2 separate regions of the Homo sapiens genome follow, and region 2 is linked to region 1. The links are chromatin loops, found by intact Hi-C in ENCODE. Cell type or tissue: heart right ventricle. All regions are shown on one strand. Links, peaks and the distances in the headings refer to the core of each region. The heading gives the core; the rest is flanking DNA. Region 1 has its middle 530 kb from the start of LNCSRLR. Region 2 has its middle 610 kb from the start of LNCSRLR.

Evidence for each region. Peaks named below come from ENCODE experiments on the same cell type or tissue, not always from the same donor. Only the 100,000 strongest peaks of a DNase experiment are listed, where the experiment ranks them.
Region 2: a loop joins it to region 1, with 2.0 times the contacts of the local background. A loop is called at or near these places in 1 of 110 quality-filtered maps.

Annotation. Positions count from the first base shown.
Region 1 is chr3:145,533,289-145,537,699 of GRCh38, reverse strand. No RefSeq gene overlaps it. Among named protein-coding and RNA genes, the nearest start is that of LNCSRLR, 530 kb to the left of the region's middle. In heart right ventricle, for the core only: no CTCF peak of the experiment used is centred there; no DNase peak of the experiment used is centred there; H3K27ac peaks cover 475 bases.
Region 2 is chr3:145,453,158-145,457,568 of GRCh38, reverse strand. No RefSeq gene overlaps it. Among named protein-coding and RNA genes, the nearest start is that of LNCSRLR, 610 kb to the left of the region's middle. In heart right ventricle, for the core only: no CTCF peak of the experiment used is centred there; no DNase peak of the experiment used is centred there.

The DNA.
Region 1 (4,411 bases), core at 247-4,246:
AGGTGATTATGAGCCAAGAAATACAGCCAGCCTCTAGAAATTGGAAAAGGCTCAGAAATGGATTATTCCCTAGAATATCCAGAAAGACATATAGCCCTCCTGCCACCTTGATTTTTAATCCAGTGAGACTTGTGTTGGATTTTTAAACCTACAGAAATTAATGCAATAAGTTTGTGTTGTTTTAAGAAATTAAGTTAGTACTAATAGGTTAATCTACTGCTGATGGCAGTATAAACTATTACAGAGGAGTATATCATTTTTGATCTGGATATCTTCTTGTTTTATCATTTTGTATTTCATATACCATGGCCATGTTTTTGGGAGAAAGAACAGTCTTGAAACAAGTTACTTGCTCATCTTCACTAGAAGTATGCTAATCATTCTTCCACTATATCCTCTGCAGTTGTGAGATATGTAACTTGGGTGTTATTTTCCTCTGATGTATTCCTTTTGAGAAGGCAATCATCTGCATTTTTTCCATGTAACCTGGTTACGTTGGCCTCTTGCTTGGGTACCAGCACTTCCTGCTCTCCTTTAACTTAGCTTTTGCTTTCAGGCTCAAACGTCTATTTGATGGCATATTCTTTACATTTTTTTTCTTATGAGTGAACTCAGTAATAAGTATGAATTCATTTGCTTGCAAGTGAACAATTATCTGCTGTTTAAAGATAATCTTGCCTTTCTTTACTTCTCTGAGCTGCACAATAGCATACAGGGGGCATTTTTCAATTAGACTAATAACTAATCTAATACAGCATTCAATGTATCATAGTACTGCCAAGATCAATTTCAGCATATTTTATGTCCTGTATTTAGTACATATCACATCCTTTAAATTTCTATTTTCAAAATTTATATTGTGCATTTCCTCAGGACACAGGCAGTATCTGTATTAACAACCACAGTTACTGTGTCATGTGAAACACTTCAAAAAATATTTTAACACTTGTTCTGATATTCCCATTTGTTTGCCTCTTAAATCAGTCTGTCTTTTATGTAACCACTTTGCAAGGCTGTCTCAGTCTTCAAGAGCTTGTTCACCAATAGCTCTCACTGTACACACCTTAACAATATGACTCCACATGCTTTTTTGGATCTGGGATACCTCTAAAAGAATCACTTCAGCCTGACTTTTTACATTTTTCTTTGGGTAATAATTACACTCTTGGCTCTAGTAATACCTAGGACATCTTTTTTTTTAATATTTTCAAAAGCAACTAGACCCAGGTTCATTTATTTTTCTCTTTCATGTCTACCTACTCTGTTCTCTAAGATCTTAAATGTTGTGCTAAGGAATTCTCTCTCTTCCTCGGTTTAACCAGCATATTTTGCTTTACAATTGTTTTATGCCCATGCTGCTTCACACTGCTCCTATTTTGAAGGTAAAACTAAATAAACATGTTTTTAAATCAAATTCCATTATTATTTGACTTCATAAGAAAATCCAATTTCTAGAAAGAGACTCTACTGTGCACACATGTTTCAAATTCCTATTTTAGTCTTTGGTTTGTAATAACTTCAATACATTTTTTTCTTTACTGAATCCAAAGAGAAGGCATGCCCCTTTCATAATTAAGACTCCTGTTACTTTCTCATGTTTTTTTTATTAAACTCTACCTCTATGAATGGTAGTGACAGTCTAGCAATCTGAAATTTAAATCCAAGGATGATGCTTATGTGATTAAGGCATCCAGAATAAATAGAGGCCCATGTTGTAGATGGCAGATATTTAGCATGGGCTAGCTACATGAATCCACAACTTAGTTTGTACAGTTTAGTTTGACACTGGAAGTAAAAACAACAGAAATTACAAATTTAGATAGTGAACTTAATGTCTCTTAACAATCAGCGAAAATAGCTGTGAAAGAGAAAAAGAAATAAACCTAGGTTTAGTTGCTTTTGAAGAGATTTCAAAAGAAAGATATCTTGGATATTGCTAGAGCCAGAAACGTAATTATTATCCAATAAAATAAAAAAAAGTAAGGCTGGGGTATTTCTTTCAGAGGGATCCCACATCCAAGCACTTTTTATTTAAAGGCATGGACATTAATTATTAATTCATAGGACTTTCTATTTAAAGACATAAATCTATGCAGAATTTAGCTTATGTATGATCCTGGACTCCAACCTGGCTGAAAAATACAGTAAACACAATGAAACACTATTCTTCCCACGAGTGCATGAAAATTCTGAGGCCAAAGAAAAGAGAAGTTAACTAGAAGTTGGGGAAGCTGATTATGGGAAGTGTGTTTCAATCAGAGAAATGGTATGTGCATTGTTGCTAAGTATGAAACATAATTCGTCCAAAACAATGCAGCATGGCTAGACTGTAGATTACGTATTACAACTAGGGGGCAGGAAATAAGGTGAGGATAAAGAGATAGGACAGTAGAAGAAATGTCCCATGGGTCTAGCAAATCATGTAAAAAAATTAGTTCCTCACTTCAGTATTAACGGGATGACCACAAGGAAATATTTTAAGGAAGGAGTAAAAGATGCTTCTATTAAATAGATTATTCTGGCAGCTCCATGAGAAATGGATTGAACACATATCTATAAGTCAAGAAGGTTCACTGAGGAACTGTCAGAATCATCCAGGTAAAAGATGGCTGTGATTTTTTAAAAACATATAGTAAAGAGAGAAAATTGGTGGATGCATTTGGGAGGTATTAAGTAAATAAAAACCACAAGACCTGAGAAAATGCTGGCTTATCACAGCACTGAATCATATTGTAATAGAATTGTTTATTATTCAATGTCTCTCAATAGACTGAAAGCTATGTGACAGCAATGGAGCAGATATCTATAAATGGTTTTGTCTAGATTAGATTAACAATGGGTAAAATGTAAGTAAAATCATTGAGAAAATTAAAAGGAAAGAGCTTCTGGTTAGAGGTTGCAATATTTGTGTTTTCAGAAATTGAATCTTTTTTGTGATAAATTCTTGGATTACCAAAAATGGTTAGAGACAGTCACAGTAAGGAAGCATGAAAGTGTTTAGGAGAGAGGAGATGTAATGATGGACGATAGAAAAAGTGTTTTATATATGCAGGGAATATTTCCTCCTGGATTTTTCTAAAAGTGTTTTCGTAGAAACTCTCAGTTGAAGCACCGATAAGCGCAACAAAATTCACATAGTATTTGCCTTAGAGAATGTGTATGAGAAACAGTAGACTAAAATATTCCAGCTTCTTTTGTCTCCACATAAACAGAAACCACCAGAAACAGGGAAGGATGCACACAAACACAGTAAAAACAAATGATATACCAATACCTCAGAATGAGGAAAGCCATTTTCTTCTTATAGAGGGTCTTTGAATTACTTCCAGGACACTTAAGTAAATGAGGGACACAGGCTTTGTTTCAACTTTTTCATCAGGCATTTAGTTCTTATGGTGATATAAGTGGTCATTTGAATATAGTTTATTACGTTAATAGAAAAAAACAGTCCTCTCAATGGCCTAGGAATGCACTTATTCATTTTTATTTTTATACTATTTCTGATGACAGCCAAAGTCAAGCTAGCTTTAGTTTAGAAAGGACCCAAGATACAGTCTATTTTAGCAAGCAAATGAACTGGCTTCATTGGTATGTGTCAAACTGTGTCTCTTCTAAATGATTTTCAAAAACTGGTTCATTAACTTGTTTTTGGAAATTGTGTGCTGAATAATGTGATATCAATGACTTAGAACTGCTTACTTGGTTCATTAGCATGTCATCTGGGAAAGCAGAATTGTCTTAAATGAAATGGCTTTAGTTCAACTATCCTTAGGGCTCATTATCTGCATATAAATGTGTGTGTGTATGTATGTGTGTGTGTGTGTGCGTGTGAACAAACTGAAATTTTTCCTATAGTTGGAGCCAATAGTATTGACTTTCTTCTCATTTATGATTTTGATACAATATTTTTGTTTGACTGTAGTGGTTCTAAAGGTCAGGAAAGATATAAATAGCAGCAATTCCAGCAATTCCTGGAGTGTAAACCATGGCAGAAAGATGAAGTAACTATGAAGGGAATGATTAGGAATGTTTAATAACATTCTTATGAGGGGGCTCAAAATATTAAGGCCAGAATTAGATTATTTTTATATAAATCTTTGGATTTATTCATTATACTTTAAATAAGAAACCTCATCATGCCCTATGCAGTCTGGAGACCATTATCCTAAGTAAACTAATGCAAGAACAGAAAACCAAATATAGCATATTCTCACTTAAAGTGGGAGCTAAACCCTGTATACACATTAATGTAAAGATGAAAGCAATAGACCCTGGGGACCACTAGATAAGAGAGGATGGGAAGGGAGTGTGGGCTGAGAACAGCCTATTGGGTACTGTGCTTACTGTCCGGGTGATGGGATCGTTGGGACCCCAAGCATAGACACTGGGGACCAATAGATAAGAGAGGATG
Region 2 (4,411 bases), core at 325-4,324, 80 kb after region 1:
GTAAATTTCTCTTGCAAATTAAAAAGTTGACTATGGGCCGGGCGTGATGGCTTACGCCTGTAATCCCAGCACTTTGGGAGCCTAAGGCAGGTGGATCACCTGAGGTCAGGAGTTCAAGACAAGTCTGGGCAACATGGTGAAACCCCATCTCTACTAAACATACAAAAATTAGCTGGGCGTGGTGGTGCGTGCCTGTAATCCCAGCTACTTGGGAGGCAGAGGCAGGAGAATGGCTTGAGTCCAGGAGGCAGAGGTTGCAGTGACCCAAGATTGCACCTTTGCACTCCAGCCTGGGCAACAGAGTGAGACTCCATCTCAAAAAAAAAAAAAAAAAGTTGACTATGCAGGAAATTATTCATTGCCCTGTAAACGCCTCCCAAGCATTTGATACCTCTGAGATCAGACACTGCATTGGGCCCTGAATACACAAGCCACAACAGTTATCTTCACAAAGATAATTTAATACCCCAAATTTTAAACAGATATTGGAAGACTGAAAAGGCATAAATAGAATACTGAGGTAACAGATAATAAATACAGGACGCAGCTACCATTTTTAGGGGAGTGTCTAATAATAGCTTATGTGCAAATTAATGACAAAAGAAATAAAAATAAGTTTAAAATGTTTAAGAGGCAGAATAGAAGAGAACTTGGTATTTGACTGGATATGGGGAAGAGGGAAAGATAAGATAAAGAAAACAATGTTTAAGTTTTGCCTTAAGCAAGTCTTGGATGGGAATTAGTGAAAAGTGAGAAGGTTATTGTATCTGCTTCTACATGTGAAGGATTTCAGATTTTCAGTTTTGTCTGTGTCCACTCATATGTTCCTATTCCAAATCCCACAATTTCCATCCTAAATTTCACCTTGACCTTAAACAAGGCAATGAAGTTAACATAATGTCATTATGTAACCCCCACAATTAAAATTTGGGTCGGATTTTCAGTGAAGTTGACTCTGTGTTTACAAGATAGAAAGGGTTATGTTAGGGCCACCAAATGAGCTCTCTGGTCCTCTGACATTGACTTAAGCTAAGAGTTTAAAGCTCTGAGCTATTTATGTTGTTTCTATTATTATTTTATGAAATAAGAAATAAGCATCCCCCCTCCAGTCTTCTAGATTCTAGACAGCATAAAAGGACCTCCTTGTCTTCAATAATAAAAAGTAAGTAGTCAGAAGAGAGTGGAGAATTAGGGGAATGTGGCTACAATTAAGGTATGTAATCATCAACAGAAAATTATTTTTATGAATAAATACGTATTCATGTATTATCAATGCAATTACAATAGTATTGGTATTTTAAAGAAGTATATTAAAGTACAAGAAAATTTGAACAAATTATTTTCTTTTTTTTCCCTTATGTTATTTCTTGACCACAGTGGCATAAAAGTCAGCACCCTATCAAAGAGGCGTAAGATGATGGAATAGTTCAGTTGAAAAAATGTGCCATATTTTTTCTATTACTGAAAAGAGTATCAGGAAAGTAATTTGTTCTTTCCTATTATCAAAATGATAACTATTTCTCATTTATTTTGTACTGAATTGTACATTTTTCTTTAACCATACTTATGTTTTCAGTTTTCTCAAATTATCTTCAGAAGCACGTGGAGTAAAAATTTTATCTACATAAATGTCTGTATATCTATATACCTCTTTCTTCATTTTCTGTTACGTATAACTTATCCAGATGAAGTGTACACACATCACTTCCTTTCAAATGATTGTAATAAACTAAGATTAGTTAGAGATACTGGAGTTTAAAATAGTATCAGAATAGATTAGATACCAATTAGAATAAAGTAGAATTTCAGTAGTTAACGTAAACGTCACTTAAAAAGAATCACTGAGTTGAAAGAAAAGATTCCTTAATAAAAGCAATGTAGTAAAGGATTCTTTTAGAACCTCTTTTAGAAGAGAAATGGTAGCTCTGAAATATTACTTAATTACGTAGCATTTTCTCTAGCAATTCTCAGCTGTTAGACTACCATTTCTGCTCTTTACCCAGGTTACTTAACTAAACATGATAGCACGGTTTTCTGTAGGTTTCAGGTATTATTACTCGATTGTATAGAAAGGGAAATTGAAAGATAGAGGATTATTTAACTTTAGCAAGCTCCAGCCATTTCCGTGGCAGGGCTGAAAATGAAACAATTCTCATTACTTCAGTTTTCCTCACAAATCTAGAAGAAACAGCCACTTTTAATATAATTTGAATGACATGAACTTGATGAAGCTTAAAACAAAATTATAAGAATGTAACTTTCTAATTATAACAAGTGAAAATGAAGCAATATTGTTGGAAATGTTATAAAAAAGAAAGATGTGAACATTAAAAAATAAAACATTTATTAAATTTCATTCATTCCAGCATGTTATTCTTATTTAAGGTGAACAATGAGTAAATCAGTATAACATTGGGAATAAAACTTCTATTATTCCTTAACCTATATAAAGGGTTGAAATTAATTATGTGCCCCATATTTGCCAAGAGTTGCCACATATAGCTTTATCCTAGGGGATTCTATTTCTGCTTGGATTTAAGATGGCCCAAACAAAATAAGTCTTGGACTCAAAATATGGTTCCTTGTAGCAAGGAAGTAGTTTTCAAGCTTCAGTCTACATCAGAATCACCTGGAGAGCTTATTAAGTAACAGATTGCTAAGCTTCATTCCCAGGCTTTCTGATTCTGTAGGTCTGGAATGGGGCCAGAAAATTTGTATTTCTAACAAGATTCTAGGTGATTCTAATGCTGGTGGTATAGGCTGGAATTTGAATACTACTACACTAAAAAGTAACAAAGTTCACCCCAATCCTTAATCAATGGTCATACCCACTGACCCACTCAGTCTGTTGAAAGCAGAAGACTAAATCAAAGAACAAGGCACCTCTCATCACATTATATAATGGAAAACATTATTCCCATTGTGAGTAGGAGTGACTCAGGAGGTTTAATTTTATATTTTGAAAACACTTATATTTCCTAACATGGATCTAGTTTGGGAAATATTGTCTTTTCTGTTCTAGTGAAGTATGTGGGGATATACGTGTTTTGGAAAGAAACATTCAGCATTACTGCCAGGATGGCCAGGAATTAAGGAAAGACATATTGAATCCTTACACTGCCAGAAATAAGTATTCATGTGCCTGAAACCACCCTGGGATATTTATCAGAATTCATCCCTGGCTGCCTTTAAATTTTATTCAGTTTGGGCACATTAAAAACCTCTTCATCATGAGGATGATTGGGAGCCAATACTGAGCCCATGCTCTGCTCGCCAAGCCATGCACAGTGGCTCAGCTGTGTTTAGTAAAGGAAAGATGGGCATTTTACTCGTTTATGTGAACAGGAACTTTATTTTCTAGCTGTAGCACTAAATTCATCATTCTCTCCTCACACCCATAACCCTGCACTCTTCTTGTACACTGGTTGCCTAAATGAGGAATGGATGGACCCCAGAACAAAGCCAACCTGTCCACTGAAAAAATGTTCCTAATAAAATGGAGGTGATCACTGTGCAGCTGTGAAGAAGGGAGACTATAAGTCTAGATCTGTAGGGCTTAACATTGAGGGAAATGCTAGGAACTTGGACATGCCTAGGAGGTAAATTCAGTTAAAGGTATGATTTTAGTGACATTATTTTCTGTTGTAATATGAGGACAGGCATCTCTAGAGTGAATTGAAATAATGTTAATTTAACAGAACGCATGAGAATAGTGGAGGAAAATGAGAGAGTGTCTCTGTGTCGAACAGTGATGAATCCATAATTCCCTGATTATCAGTGTGCATTTGACACTCACGCTATGAGCACAGTAGTATCCTGTGTTTCTAGTGTTTGAAGATTGACTCTTATATCTTACATCAGCCCCAAAATTGGAAACATGACACTTATCTTTTGTTTCACAAAGCAAAACAAACCCATTCTAACACTGGAGGAAAACTGACTAGTCTGCCCTTACTGAGAGAAAGTACACAGTTTCTTGGCTTCTTGAAGGTGTTGTTCAAGGGAAATTTTTGCCATATTCAATTTTGTGTTATATGCTGGCTGAAAACCCAAACCTTGTTTATAATGAAACCCTATTTATGGTACTATTTACACCAATTACAATTTGCCTCAGCTACCTGGAACTGTTCAAGAAACTCTTATATAAAGCCTCTGTGTTGATTTTTTTTAATGCAGTGAGTAGATGCCAAGTAGAGAAGAAAAAAGCAAGTTAAGATAAACTCCCAGGTTTCCAAATATAAATTAAAAATATATCAGTTAAATTAGGAAATCTGGCATGTCAGTAACATATTTAAAATTCCAGCATTCATATTGAGAAGAAAGGTTGTATAGACATGAAAGACACAGACCTTGGAATCAGGTTGAATCAGTGTGATCTGTGATTCTTTTGTCTTCTTTCAATGATTCTTAC